Regions from separate parts of the Homo sapiens genome. Here regions 2, 3, 4 and 5 are each linked to region 1. Evidence: chromatin contacts called from ENCODE Hi-C or POLR2A ChIA-PET data. All regions are on one chromosome and are shown on one strand. Each heading gives the region's core, a stretch centred on a gene start or an enhancer-like site at or near the end of the contact. The rest is flanking DNA. Distances are from core to core; before and after follow the strand shown.

The links. A loop is a pair of places that touch in the nucleus more often than their neighbours do. ChIA-PET counts read pairs that join two places held with the same protein, here RNA polymerase II (POLR2A). Pooled maps may share reads with other maps.
Region 2: a loop to region 1 is called in a pooled map, with 2.6 times the contacts of the local background. The contact joins the promoter of LINC02319 here to the promoter of FRMD6 in region 1. A Hi-C loop is called at or near these places in 1 of 168 maps with a recorded cell type or tissue (sigmoid colon) and 8 of 50 pooled maps.
Region 3: a loop to region 1 is called in a map of ascending aorta, with 2.9 times the contacts of the local background. The contact joins the promoter of NID2 here to the promoter of FRMD6 in region 1. A Hi-C loop is called at or near these places in 2 of 168 maps with a recorded cell type or tissue (ascending aorta and cardiac septum) and 8 of 50 pooled maps. POLR2A ChIA-PET finds 5 or more read pairs at or near these places in 2 of 52 experiments (both WTC11).
Region 4: a map of B cell shows a loop between it and region 1 (19-fold over the local background). The contact joins the promoter of RTRAF here to the promoter of FRMD6 in region 1. A Hi-C loop is called at or near these places in 24 of 168 maps with a recorded cell type or tissue (B cell, CD14-positive monocyte, CD4-positive, alpha-beta T cell and 16 more), 29 of 37 single-sample maps with no recorded cell type and 36 of 50 pooled maps. POLR2A ChIA-PET finds 5 or more read pairs at or near these places in 2 of 52 experiments (BJ and OCI-LY7).
Region 5: a pooled map shows a loop between it and region 1 (2.2-fold over the local background). The contact joins the promoter of LINC00519 here to the promoter of FRMD6 in region 1. A Hi-C loop is called at or near these places in 3 of 50 pooled maps. POLR2A ChIA-PET finds 5 or more read pairs at or near these places in 4 of 52 experiments (BJ, MCF 10A, SK-N-SH and 1 more).

What each region holds. Positions count from the first base shown.
Region 1 is chr14:51,650,628-51,653,247 of GRCh38, reverse strand. FRMD6 (FERM domain containing 6) reads right to left here and starts at 1,338. Exons shown (of 14, transcript NM_001267046.2): 1 at 1,252-1,338. It overlaps FRMD6-AS1 (FRMD6 antisense RNA 1), which reads left to right and starts at 1,504. Exons shown (of 1, transcript NR_037676.1): 1 at 1,504-2,620. RefSeq lists silencers at 565-714, 725-784, 795-884, 1,095-1,544, 1,675-1,744 and an enhancer at 1,717-2,335.
Region 2 is chr14:52,124,181-52,126,800 of GRCh38, reverse strand. It overlaps LINC02319 (long intergenic non-protein coding RNA 2319), which reads left to right and starts at 1,304. Exons shown (of 3, transcript NR_187197.1): 1 at 1,304-1,607.
Region 3 is chr14:52,067,763-52,070,382 of GRCh38, reverse strand. NID2 (nidogen 2) reads left to right here and starts at 1,324. Exons shown (of 22, transcript NM_007361.4): 1 at 1,324-1,616; 2 at 2,220-2,525. The coding sequence starts at 1,389. LOC105378180 (a long non-coding RNA gene) reads right to left here and starts at 1,147. Exons shown (of 2, transcript XR_943864.4): 1 at 1-1,147.
Region 4 is chr14:51,988,240-51,990,859 of GRCh38, reverse strand. RTRAF (RNA transcription, translation and transport factor) reads right to left here and starts at 1,314. Exons shown (of 8, transcript NM_016039.3): 1 at 1,160-1,314. The coding sequence starts at 1,220. It overlaps LOC105370497 (a long non-coding RNA gene), which reads left to right and starts at 276. Exons shown (of 3, transcript XR_007064166.1): 1 at 276-341; 2 at 2,171-2,620. RefSeq lists enhancers at 835-894, 1,235-1,529.
Region 5 is chr14:51,327,082-51,329,701 of GRCh38, reverse strand. LINC00519 (long intergenic non-protein coding RNA 519) reads left to right here and starts at 1,317. Exons shown (of 2, transcript NR_145423.1): 1 at 1,317-1,572.

The sequences.
Region 1 (2,620 bases), core at 89-2,588:
CAAACATTGCCCGGTCCCAGAGAAGAACAGAAGGGAATCATACTCGGAAAATCCAGCAAGAGATACTTTTTCTCCACATTCAGAAATGCTGGAGAGCACAGGCTGGAAGTCAGAAGCAACCTGAGAACGCTTGCTGAAGTTTTCCTTCCCTGCTGTGAGCAATGCACAGCTCCTGAGGGAAATACTGGCAAAACAGATTTTGCGTAAAAAAATAAAAATGAAAAGGTGTTAAGGGGGAAAACGAGCTAATATTTCTTTGGACACTAGCTACACAACTACACGGCCTGAAAATCTGCCAGCTTTCAACTTTAAAATATGCTTATTTTGACATTTTCCCATCTATTCGTGCCTTTAAGAAAACGCCCGCACCATTAGGTTATGCTGTCCCAGGACTCGAGGTGTTGTTTTAATCTCTGTAGACTTTACACTTACACGGGTGGACCGCAGCTGTCCATACCTGACAGTGCCTGGCCCTCCCGGAGCCGAATCCGGTGCTCCTGTTCGCCTGGGGCTCCGCCAGCGCGCCGTAAGCTCCTCCAGAAACCCAAATTCTGCAGGCCGCACCCCCAACTCGTATCTCACCCAGGCCCCCGTCTGGCGCCGATCTGCCCCAGCTCAACCTCCGGCTCCGCAGACTAGGCACTTTCCGGGACGCGGGGCAGACCCTGCGCTCGGGTCCCTTCCCGCAGCCGGGCTGTCCGGCCTCTGCGCGCGCACAACAGGCGGCACGGCGCAGCCCCCGGGAGCGCGGGACTCGGGTGCTAGTCCCGGCGCCCAGCCACAGCGACACAGACCTGGGTGCCGGGGCCCGCCAGGGAGCCCTGTGATCCGGGGACCTCCGCGATGCAGAGAACCAGGGACCGCGCACGGAGCCCAGGCGCGCAGTCTGCAGCCAGGACCAGCCTCCCGCCCCCGCCGCTGAAGCCGCCCCGAGCTCCACGCCTCCCCCGCTGCCGGGCTCGGCTGCCCTAGGGCCTCGTCCGCCCGTCCCAGAGTGAGCGACCTCCGACTCACGGAGAAGCGACCTTACCACCGGTGCCCGACACCCAGAGCTAAGGGAGCGAGAAGAAGGCGAAGAAAGAGGCGGAGAGCGGTGCACTGCCTTCGCTGGGACTCGCGACTTCCAGAAACCCTCCCGAAACCCAGTCCCGCCGCCGCCCCGCCGGCAGGGGGCACAGCGGGCGTCCGGGGCGCGGCGGCTGAGCGATGGGGCGAGCGGAAAGGGCCCAGACGCCTGGTTCTTGTTCATACCTCGGAGAAAGTCTTGAGCACCAGGCGTTGGGCTCTCTGGTCACCCCTCTGACTCTTCCTACCGGCGCCGAGCCTGCCCCACTCCTCTCAGCCCCTTGGCCCCGCCAGCCAGAGGGGCGCTCCGCGTCCGCCCCGCCCCCCACCCACGCCTCCCGACCCGACCCGCCCCCCCGAATCCCCGCCCCCTGAGACCCCGCCCCCGACCCGCCCCAACTGGCCGCGGCGGCAGCCGAGCCGCGGGAGCTGCGCGCTGAGCTCGCGGCAGTACGGGGAGCGCCCGCCCGCCCCGCCCTGGACCCAACCAAGCGTCCCGCGGAGGGGTGCGGCCACTTGGGGGCAGGAGAAAGCGGAGTACGCCACCCCTCTAGGGACCCAGGAAGCGAGGCGAGCCTCAGGTGGACGCGGTGGTGTGGACCACGGCGATCAGGGCCTTTCCCCCTGCTGTGGAGACGGAGGTGCGAGGGGACGCCGGCGGCTCCCCACCTTCTGGCCGAGTGGCCTTCTCCGCCTCCGGCTGGACTCCCTCGGGGCGCTCCCTCCAGAGCCGAGTCGGGCTGGCCGGGGGCGGCTGTTTGGCCTGAGTGTCGTCTTACTAAAGCGGAACGCCGGAGGGGAGGCCACTCCGAGAGAAGGCGGTCCCCGGCGGAGGTGGCTTCGTGAATCCTGCAGCCCCCTGCCCGCCCGCCACTCGAGACGCCGCGCCTCGTGGGTTTCACGCTGGATGGAGGGGGCGCCGCCGAGGATGCCCAGCCTCCCCCTCTAATTCTACCTCTCCAGTTCCTCAGGTAGACACAGCCTCTGTCTGCTGTGGTTTTAGTGCCCATGGCCCCTCAGAAATTATTTTTGTCCCCTCCCGATAGTGGCTTTGGGGGATGGAGGGCGAGAGATGCAAAGGGCCAGTGGAAGATTTTTTATAGCACAAGGAATCAAGCCAGGAGATGGAGGTTTCATTGCCACCTCGGGGTCTGGGGAGGGGGCGAGCCACACCTCTCCGGTCAGTCTGCGCCCACCAGGACCTGCTGCTGGGAACCGCACACGAAAGGAGAGACACCCAGCACCTGGCCCCTAGACCCGCAGGGCGTCAACCTCCTGGGCTTCTGCCTTTCTAGGTTTCCTCTGACTTTGCTGACCCAATGACCCCTGGCCACGGGTGGCAAAAACGCCCTCACTGAGCCCTTCGCTAAAGGAGTGCCGGGGTTTATGTGTCTGGCTTTTAAAATGGGATGAGGAGACAAGGAAACAGGACCTGAGAAAGGACACTATCCAAAATCTGATGCTCTCAGAAGTCAACTTTAAAACTGCCCTGCTCCGCGGTGGCTCACGCCTGTAATCCCAGCACTTTGGGAGGCCGAGGCGGGCGGATCACGAG
Region 2 (2,620 bases), core at 55-2,554, 470 kb before region 1:
CCTGAGATTATCAAGGATAGAAGTACATAAAACATTAAATTTCAGCTCTTTAGAATTATATGCCTAAATGCTGTTGGGTTTCCAAAGATAGTGGATTTCAACCCAATTTAATTTTAAAAAATGATGTTCACGCTAAACAAATAACTGTGCTGGGGTTGTAAGTAAGATCTAGTTTCTCACTTACAGGAATTTAGTGTCAAGTGGGAAGATGCAGAATGTTCGTAATTAACTACAGTATTACATGAAATAGAATGTGTTACCTGCCAAAATAGAGATCTACAGTGCAAAGAGACAAAAAGGTGAGAACTGGCTTTCACTTAGGAGAGTGAATGAAGCATTTGTGGAGGAAATGGTATCTGAACCGAGCCCCTAAAGGGTAGGTGGATCTTGCCTGTTAAAGAGAAAGAATCTTCTGGGCAGAGAAAATCACATGGGAAAAGAGATAGGCACAAAGATCTCTTGGGAGCAGCTACTTTTCCATATGGACTGGGCAGGGCACGCGAGTGAAGTATGAAGTTCAACTGGAATGTCATTGGGAACAGCCAAGGCCGAGAACTATGGAATAGTTTTGAGCCAGGGGAGATATGATCAGGGCTGTGCTGCAGAGAAAGTGGCTGCAGCAGGGAGCAGTGTGGAGGGCAGGGGGAAGAGATAAGAAGAGAGAGGTGAAGAGTTGGAAACCAGTAAGAAGGACACTTCAGAATGTGACATGAGTGAGAGAGTGGGTTTGGGCTCCTCTGTGGTAAACCTCATTTTGAAACTGGTTTCACTCGCTACCCCTGCAATTTAGGCTTTAAAATAAGACTGTCTTTGGACTTTAGTTTTCTCACCTGTGAAAGGAGAGGGTCGATGCTGGCTCAAGTCGGCCATCTCTGATGGTCTGTGATTCTAAGCATCTTATTTGTCATCTGCTACAAATCCAATTCTGGATGGCTGAGGTCACTTCTCATCCTTAAAATTTGCTAACATGAATTTGGTGTTGTTTGGTGCTGTTTGCAATTGGAAATCCCACTGATATGGCCATGATTTGGGGCAGGATTGGGAAGATGAAATCATTGAGTTGGAGTTTATTCCAATTTGCCTTATTTAAAACTTATTTCAGTTATACCAACTTTTCAAGCATGGCTGAAAAGAGAAAATATATCTTGCTGGGTTTACAAACTCGGGGGACAGGAAGTAGGTTTCCAACTCTGAACATGTGGTAGGTTACTTAGGTTACTTCTTGTAAACACAAGGATTTTACATCAGGGGCAGAGGCCAGATTTCATGACTATAACTGGAAATCTTAGGAAACAGATGAATCATATAACCCATCACTTCAACTGGAAAGCAAATGTATCCTACTATTAGAGTTTATCTCGAAATGCTTTGGGAAATCTCAGGGGGCTGGAGGAACCCTCAGCTCAAGCCATTTGTGGGATGTGTTGGTCCGGCATAGACTCCAGCCAAAAGACCAAATATTGCCTTTTGTTGTTTCCTGGAGGGAAGGATATGGACAACAATGATCTGGCCGTGGGGAAGATTCAAGGGAATAAAAATGAATCATCACCAGCCACCAGGAAGCACCAGGAGCTCTCTAAATGGAATGGAGGCCTCCCATACCTTGGGTGGGTGAGGTAAAACAATAGCTGATGAGGGAGACAGAGGCGGAGATAGGAACACTCAGCTTTACTGAGACTGGCAACCATGGTGAAGGAACTAACCAAAAGAAATATGAGCTTGCTGCTGCCCCGAATTTCAAAAGAAATCACTTCGGGGCTGGTTTCCTGTAGTGTCCCTTAGGGAGGTCATTTTTTTTTTTTCTGAGCCACCCCTGGTGATTTCCTCATCAGCTGCCCCAGCTCTAGTATCCACCATGAGCAATGTCATCTGCATAATAATGTGGAGAATGTAACCAACTATTCACTCCATGTCCAAAAGGGCTCTGTGAACTATGAGGCTACAAAGAGCCTCCAACCAGAAGACTGGAGTGCTAATTGCTGCCCTAGGAAGGAGGGTGGAGGGACATCTGCCCTCCAGTTCAGGTCCTCAGCTGCGGCTTTGGGGGAATTTTAGACACACCCTGCTAGTTGCTGGACCCTGGGACATAGGATTTGAGCTGGATTCTTTCTTGTCTTCTTGTGCTTTTTAAATAATGTAATTAATTAATTACCTTTTTAAAGCATCCTTATATCTCTCCATTTATTTTTGTCTTCTTTAGTGTTTCTAAATAAAGTCTTTTTTTAACCTTTAAAAATTAAGGATATTTTCAAACATACAAAAATTAGAGGATAGTATGATGAACCCACACCACCTAACTTCGATATCTGACCAAGTTTGTTTCACTTATGTCCCTTCCAGTTTTTTTCTAGATATGTAAAAACACATTCGAAGTATCATGTCATCTGTAAAGTCTTCAAAATATATTGCTAGCAGATAAGGAGTTTTAACAAATAACAGTACTACTATTATATGTAACAAAACTAGTAATTTTTTCACCTCACGTAATGCCCAGTGATCCACTTTCTCTTGTTGTCTAAAATGTCTTTTTTGAAGTTGGCTTGAGTTGGAAACCAAGTAAGATCTATACAAAATACACGTTAGTTCCTCTCTTCTTTTCATGCTATTCATTCGTAGAAGA
Region 3 (2,620 bases), core at 75-2,574, 420 kb before region 1:
AACTCTCCACTCTGAGGAAGCAAACTGCTTTGGGCCAGTTTTCCATTTTGTGTCTGCTCTATGAGTCTCACAGTCTGATGTCTTCACGTTTTTTAGCGTTTGGTCCAGTGGGCCCATAGGAATAAACACCTACAAAGAGCAGTGTGTCTCTGGAGAGTCCTTTAAGGCATTTCCAAGGATTTGCTTTTTGGTTTTTTTCTTTCTTTCGTTCTTTTTAAATATCTTTGCTTTTAAGGACCTCATGGGGGGCCTGGGAGAGAAAACAGACTGTCTGGGAAATTTTAAGCTCTTGATAATAAAAATGGTAATAAAATCTCCTCCAGCTCCTGAGGCTTCGCAGAGGGGATGTTTATGGTGGATGGGGTTCCCCTTCTCCTGCGCAGCTGGTTTCGAGGTTGTGCGGTTTCCAGTCCTGCGGAGCAGCTCAGGTTACCGCCTCCGTGGCCGCGGGGGAGGGCATCTCCGACGGCCGCAGCAATGGGCAAGAGATCAGGGTCTTCCCATCCCCGCGACTCGCCCCTTTCTGCCTGGTAACCAAGCGGGATGCCTCATCCTACTCCCCAAACGGAGCGGATCACACACAGTAGTATTTCATGGTCTTTCCTGCTGCGGTTTTCCCGGGGGAAGGTACTTCCAGAGGGTGGCCAAGTCTTCCCTAGCGGCCGGCCTTCGGGAGGGGGACAGAACTTAGGAGTCAGCCCTCTGCCTTCGTACAAAGGCTCGCTTCTCCTCAGGGCGTCTCTGGGTGGAGCGAAGCGGCCGAGGGGACCACGACAATGTCCCTTTGCTTTTCGGACCGATGGCCAGGCCTCCAGAGCCAGGAGCGCCCGGGACCCCAGGGCAGGGAGCAAAGCTCATACCGCAACCCCGCCACCCGCCCGCGCCCTGCCAGCCTGTTGGGGCCACAGCGCGCAGGCCAGCAGCCGCACTCGCCGCTGCGGGGTTCCCTTTGCGCTGAGCTCATCTCCTGCAACGCCGCTGCCCCAAACCTTGCGGGCCATTTGGTCCCGGGGGTGGGGCTCCTTGGGGGCCGCGGGGCAGCCCGGATGAGAGGATGACCCGGGAGCTCCCTGGGGGCGGAGTGGAAGGGGCAGCTCCAGGCAGCCCTGGCCAGGAGCTTTTACCCCGCCAGCCCCGCTGCTCCAGCGGCCGCTGCCTTAGAAAAGTTAACGAGAACCAGATGTGGTGGCCACTGCCGAACTTTCTCAGAGCCGGTGATTGGTCCCCAGCCGAGGGCCTCAGCCAATTAGCTTGCTGGGTGGGCCTGGAGTCCCGCCCCGCCCAGGCGCCCGCGGAGATCCAGGTTCGAGGCTGGCGCGGCGCGGAGAGTGGGCTGGAGGCCGGGGCGGGACGCGTTGTGCAGCGGGTAAGCGCACGGCCGAGCGAGCATGGAGGGGGACCGGGTGGCCGGGCGGCCGGTGCTGTCGTCGTTACCAGTGCTACTGCTGCTGCCGTTGCTAATGTTGCGGGCCGCGGCGCTGCACCCAGACGAGCTCTTCCCACACGGGGAGTCGTGGGGGGACCAGCTCCTGCAGGAAGGCGACGACGAAAGCTCAGCCGTGGTGAAGCTGGCGAATCCCCTGCACTTCTACGAAGCCCGATTCAGCAACCTCTACGTAAGTTCAGCCCCCTCCTGGCACTTTTCCCGCAGCTTCTTCCCTGGGGTCGGTCTCACGGAAACCCTGCCTCCAGAGGGGAGGAAACAGACCCCACTCCTGGAGCCCCCCAGCACCCTTGCGGTGGTACCCGGCCAGAGAGCGATGCCGCTGCCTGCCCCGCTGCTGTAGGGGAGCAAGAATGACCTGGAGGGGAGAGCAAGAATTGTTCGCAGCCACGTACGCGTCCCAGGCAGAAAAGGTGGCGTTGCTAGGGCGGCCAGCGGGCTTTGCAGTTAGGACCGCGAGAAGGCTGTGCCCGTCTGCGGAGCTGGGGTGTTCCCTCTTCAGACCTGGAGGCTTCCTCTCCGAGGACATGGGGCTCCGGGGTTGTGAGGGGAGTGAGAAGATAGGTGAACGAGTTTTAGGGCCCCTGGACCTACTGCAGCGCGGAGCTGGGACAGTCGCAAAAGTTGCGCTTGTTTCCCTGAATCCAGACTCCCTGGCCAGTGGGGAAGGAGAGAGAGGCTTTTTGCCTAAGTCAGTTCCCTTCCCTCCCTGCGCGAAAGGGTAGCGTCCTTGGGCTTGAGCGACTGTCACCTTTTTGTCCCTCTCCTCTCCCAGGTGGGCACCAACGGCATCATCTCCACTCAGGACTTCCCCAGGGAAACGCAGTATGTGGACTATGATTTCCCCACCGACTTCCCGGCCATCGCCCCTTTTCTGGCGGACATCGACACGAGCCACGGCAGAGGCCGAGTCCTGTACCGAGAGGACACCTCCCCCGCAGTGCTGGGCCTGGCCGCCCGCTATGTGCGCGCTGGCTTCCCGCGCTCTGCGCGCTTTACCCCCACCCACGCCTTCCTGGCCACCTGGGAGCAGGTAGGCGCTTACGAGGAGGTCAAGCGCGGGGCGCTGCCCTCGGGAGAGGTAAGTGACCAGGGATATTTGACTGCTGAGGAAATTGAAGGATGGGCTTAAATTCTGGGGCAGCGACCCAGGGACTGGCTCGGAGTTGTTTCTGA
Region 4 (2,620 bases), core at 65-2,564, 340 kb before region 1:
TTAAATTTATAGCAAAGTAATAAAGTAAAATATACAACAAAATAATAAGTAAAAGAAATTAAATGACAAAAAAGACACTGTGACAACTGTTGTCATGGAATGTTAACTGCACATTAAGTGCATAATTGTTTCGTTTAATCCTCCCCATACCTCTTTTGAGGTAGGTAATATCCCATTTTACAGATAAGAACATTGAGACTCAAAGATTCCAATCCAGAACAAGGCTCTATTGTCACTGATACTTTTTTGTTAAAGTAGAAAAACAATAGATTATAATTTGATATGCTTCTACAGGCGATCAACAAAACACTGTCATCCTGCTTAGAAATTATTTTCAATTTGTGAGTCAAATTCAAGCTTCCATTATAAGGTCTTGAGAATTACACAGTGGTCTGAGTATCACAAGTTATACTTGATCACTTTCAAACTTACCAGTCTATCACAGGCCACAACTATACAAAGGAAACGAGTAGTGGTGGGTAGCAGTTTAGTTACAGTGAGTAGCAACGTTATTACTTTTTAAAATTCTAATGCTGTAAAATCCCAAATACCTTTGTATTCACAATTCAACCTTCCCACTCATCTGCTATTAACTTTTTTGCAACACCACATAACACAACTAGCCCGTTACTACACGCGCTTACCCTCCCACTGTGATCGGTCCTGATTTCATTGTGTACTGTCTCAAACTGCTCAGTGGGTTCTGATTGCTTCCACCCCTCGTCCCTTTAGCTCCTGGCAGGCAGTGAACTAGTCTTCAAGTTACTCAGCACCTTCCTCAGAATCCAGCACCGCGCTGGCCCATAATTAGCAGGTGCTCAAGGTATCGCCTAATTACCCAGGGAACCATGGAGTTGAATAGTGAGTGAGAAAGACGAATGCTCTCCCTTTTATGTACAGAGAAGGTAGTTACGTGATGCTTGGAGTTAAGCAAGTGCAGAAAGTAACATGCCGAGACAGGAGTAGGTGAGAGGGCTTTAAAGGCGGGAAGGGGCGGCGAAGAGCCGAGGTACGTGGCGACCCAGAGGAGAGGGGCCCGGAGGCTGCCGGCGGAAACCAGGCCGCCGAGGGTCCCGACGGGGAGGTGGGGTGCGGGCACTGAGGCTGGGACCTCCGCCCAGGTCAGGGACACGCGGCCGGGCTGAGGCCGCCGCCTCACCTTTGCAGTTGAAGCCGGCGGGGTTGTGGTAGTCGAGAGCCGTCAACTTGCGTCGGAACATGGTCCCCGCTTCTCGCTCTGGTCCCCCGGGCCTCGGCCGGGAGAGAAGAAGCGAGGTGGAGCGGGAGGCGCAGGCACCGGCGACGCGGCGAGAGGGCGGGCAGGCGCTGAGTCGCTCCGAAATGACGGCGGCCTTCGCCAATCGTGGCTTAAAAGCGGTGGCCGCCGGCAAATGCCCACCAATCGCGGCTCCGGCTGGGGAGGCGGGGCCACGTCGGCGCACGTCGACGCTCAAATAAACTTTATTGTCAGCTTCCTGGTTGTACAATAGGCAGAAAACCACCGGGAAGCCACTTTCCTTTCTTTCTTGCTATAGCATGCAGAGAATAGTATATGTAGGCTTTTGGTATTCGCTGTACCTCCCGTTGGATTACAGAATTACTGTTTAGTGTTTTGAGTGCATTCATTCATTTTATTACTCCTCCTACATAACAGGTGCTCTTCTAACACTGGTAATACAAAGACTACAAAGCAAGGTCCCTATAGTAAGATGCTTTCAGACTAATTGGGAGTGATCCACAGGTAAACATACAATTGTTAATACGATGCGATCGTTCCAGATATCCTCAGCCAGAGTGAAATCTGAAGCCGAGATCGTCCCTCACTCCCCCTCACCCTCGGTCACAGCATCCAGTAGGTCACCAATTCCTGCCATTCTGTCTCTCCTAACTCTCAAATCCCTCACCTCCTTTCGGACCCCACTGATACAGCCACAGATCAGATCCTCATCACTTTTGCTTACTCTAATTATCTGATTGATTTCTTAGGGCCAGTCCTGCGTTCTCCAAACCATTCCTCCATACAGCGATGAGAGAGATTTTTCTAAAGCAAAAACCTGTACATAACTTTCTCTGCTTATGTTTTAGTGGTTCCTGGTTACCCCCTAGAAATAATCAAAACTCCTTATTGTATTTAAGATCTTTCCTGATCCAGTCTCTACTTGCTTTTCAGACAGTGGAGAGAGAGCAGTGAACAAGACAGACCAGGCCCCTATTTTCATGGAGTTTAAAAGGCTAATGAGGGAAACAATAAACAGATAAGTATAAACTAAGGCTTGAAGATGGTGAGGCATTCACCATGCAGTCAAAAGGGTAACCTAGTTTGAGGGAAGAGGATGTATAAAGGCAAGAAATGAGCAACAGCATGGCCCAGAGGGACTAGAGCTTATAGGGGCTGGAGGGTGAGAGGGAATGACAGCTGATAAGACTATAGACAAAGGCAGGGCTCTGATAAGGAAAAGCCTCTCATGGCAAGCTAAGGGGAGCTATTGAAATTCTTGGGGGTAAGCCAACTATGTACGTTTCATTTCATTTCATTAATTAAGATTTTAATTAAACACTTAGGATCTGAGGAGCATACAAATGAGTAAACTACAGTCTCTATTTTCAGGAAGTTTAAGTA
Region 5 (2,620 bases), core at 68-2,567, 320 kb after region 1:
AAAATACAAAAATTAGCCAGGCGTGATGGTGGGCGCCTGTAATCCCAGCTACTCAGGAGGCTGAGACAGGAGAATGGCTTGAACCTGGGAGGCGGAGGTTGCAGTGATCCGAGATCATGCCATTGCACTACAGCCTGGGCCACAGAGCAAGACTCCGTCTCAAAAAAAAAAAAAAAAAAAAGAATAGTCCTTAAGCCCTTAAGATAGATGTCCATGTCAAGTGTTAGAATATGCACAGAACTGAAGCCATCATTGATCTGAATATGTAAAGCAGTTGATCAGGAATTGGTCCTAGATTTGGGGAAAACTTGTCACGAGGACAGGAATTTGGGCAAGACATAGCTTCTTAATCTGAAAAGTGCCTAGCTAGTTCTCAAGACTATAATGGAGTCAGATGAGAGAAAAAGGATTTGATCCACTTGGGGCAGAATAGGGAAGGTTTTGTTAACTGTAAAGTTTTAAAAGGCAGAGTAAAGGAGAATAAAAAAGACTTATGGTTGCACATCTGCAGACTTTCACAATCATAAGACCAAAAACTAGTAATTTCCCATCCCAGCCCCGGAGAAATGACTCACTGGGCTGTCCTTCATAGGCCCAAATCCCAAAGTTTCTTATAAAAAGGTGAAATTTTGGACTCCATGGGCAATGGCCACCCTGCCCAATATCCCTGCCTGCTGTTCAACTCATGTCCTGCCCGCCCACCTCCAGCACCTGCAAGTCCTACTCCACCCAGAGGATGTCCTGGCTGCTCATATTTCAACGAAATCGTAAGGCTCTTCGAGTATTCCTCCTTGATTTATGACTTGGAAATGTCAGCAGGAATGGAAAATCCAGGACATGGCCAGGAAGAACACAGTCCAGGGACGTTTTAGAGCTGATACAGCCCATCTGCTTGGTCCTTCACTGTAGTTCTCTATTTCTACCTTCTACTACCTTATTTTTCTTTCTGCATCAAAACATTCCTTTTTTTTTTTCCACTCCATTTTTCTAAGTAGGCCAGTCACAAGTAAGCATCTTTTTGAAGGCTAATGCAATCCCATCACTGTGTTCTCTACACTTAACTCAGTATGAGGATGCCAAAGTAAGTCCCAATGAAACAGCACAGTGAATTGACCCCTCCCTACCACCAAGTGGACAGCAAGATTGGACTGGAAGTGTGTCCCATCCCAACCTATTATCCTGGTTAAATTTGTTTCTTCCTATGAATCTTCTCCTTCAAAACACTCTCAGCATTCTAGAGGGAGGAGATCACAAATAAACAAAAGGTAAAGAACTGTTCTGACTTCCCACATCACAGCCAGTGATGACTCAGCAACCAAGTTCTGCTCCCTTCTAGAAACAACATAGACAAAGAAAGCAAAAGGAAAGAAATGCTGACAGAGACCCACAAAGGCCGCTGTGATTTGGTAAAGCACCAAGCCTGCCAGCACGTCCTATGGAAAGTGAGGGCAGACACAACCACAGTTGGCAGGGAGAACAGCCAAGCCGCAGCACAGCTAATGACAGTCACCACTCTGGAGAAATGCTTCAAAGGGCAGCTGCAGAGGTGGCAGCCAGCTCACTGAGGAAAACGTAAGTCACAGGAGAGGAGAGGGGAGGTGGGGACGCTCTCAGGGAGTGGCTGTGTTCTGTTTTATTTGCTGCACATGCTAAACCAAGACTTCAACCAGAAAGCAAAGGTTCCAGGAATCATGGGCAAGCATTTGAAGAAATAAGGCTCAAAGTCCTCAAGTGATGTTAAAATATTTGCCTTGATAGACCCCCTCATGGCTTTAGAATATGATAATTTTAGACACAATCACCAGAGATGTTGTAAACTGCTGAGCACCTAATATGTATCTTTTTTTAAAGTAGGATAATAGTTCTGCAAGGCTAACATTCTCACTTTTTACAATAGAAAGTAGGAGCTGAGAGACCCCATGCTGCAGCTCAGAGCCACTAACTTTTCCTCCAGATAGCAAGGATCTAGGAAATAATTGAGCCACAAATAATTACTGGTATGCTTGGCCCTGGGAACTATTCCATGGCCAAGAGCTCAAGCTGGAAAATCCCCTTTCCTGACCTTACTTCCTGCACTTCTTACCCCACAGCCCTCTCATCCCTGCTGATCTGTCCTCACCTTCACTGAGTCTCCATTTTCTAGATTCTTCTCTTGTCTCCTCATTCATCAGAGTCTTTCTGGCTTCTTTTGCCCCTTACCCAGCCTGGAATCCATTAGAAATGATTTAAATAGGGCTTTTGCAGGAATCTTAGAATTGCTCACTCCCAAACTGCCTCCTATGGCTGGATTGTCAATCATCGAATCTGGCAAACCCATACTTATCTTCCCTCTATCCATAGCTGCCAAGTAGTGTGGGAAAAATCACCAAAGCACATAGATTGTATCCCACAAGTCTATTTTCTCTAAATCCTGGCTGGGCCCTCCCTCCTTCTTGACAATCCTTTCTGTTAACTTTTCCTGTTGCCCTTCAGCACTTCTAACAGCATTAGTCTCCTCAGACACATAACTATCTGACTGCCTTACCTGCAAAGACAACTCATCTCTTGTCATTCTAAGAAGAATAAATCATTTCTTGGGGCTTCTCTCAAGTTTTTCCTCAAAATTTTCTGTGTTTTTCGT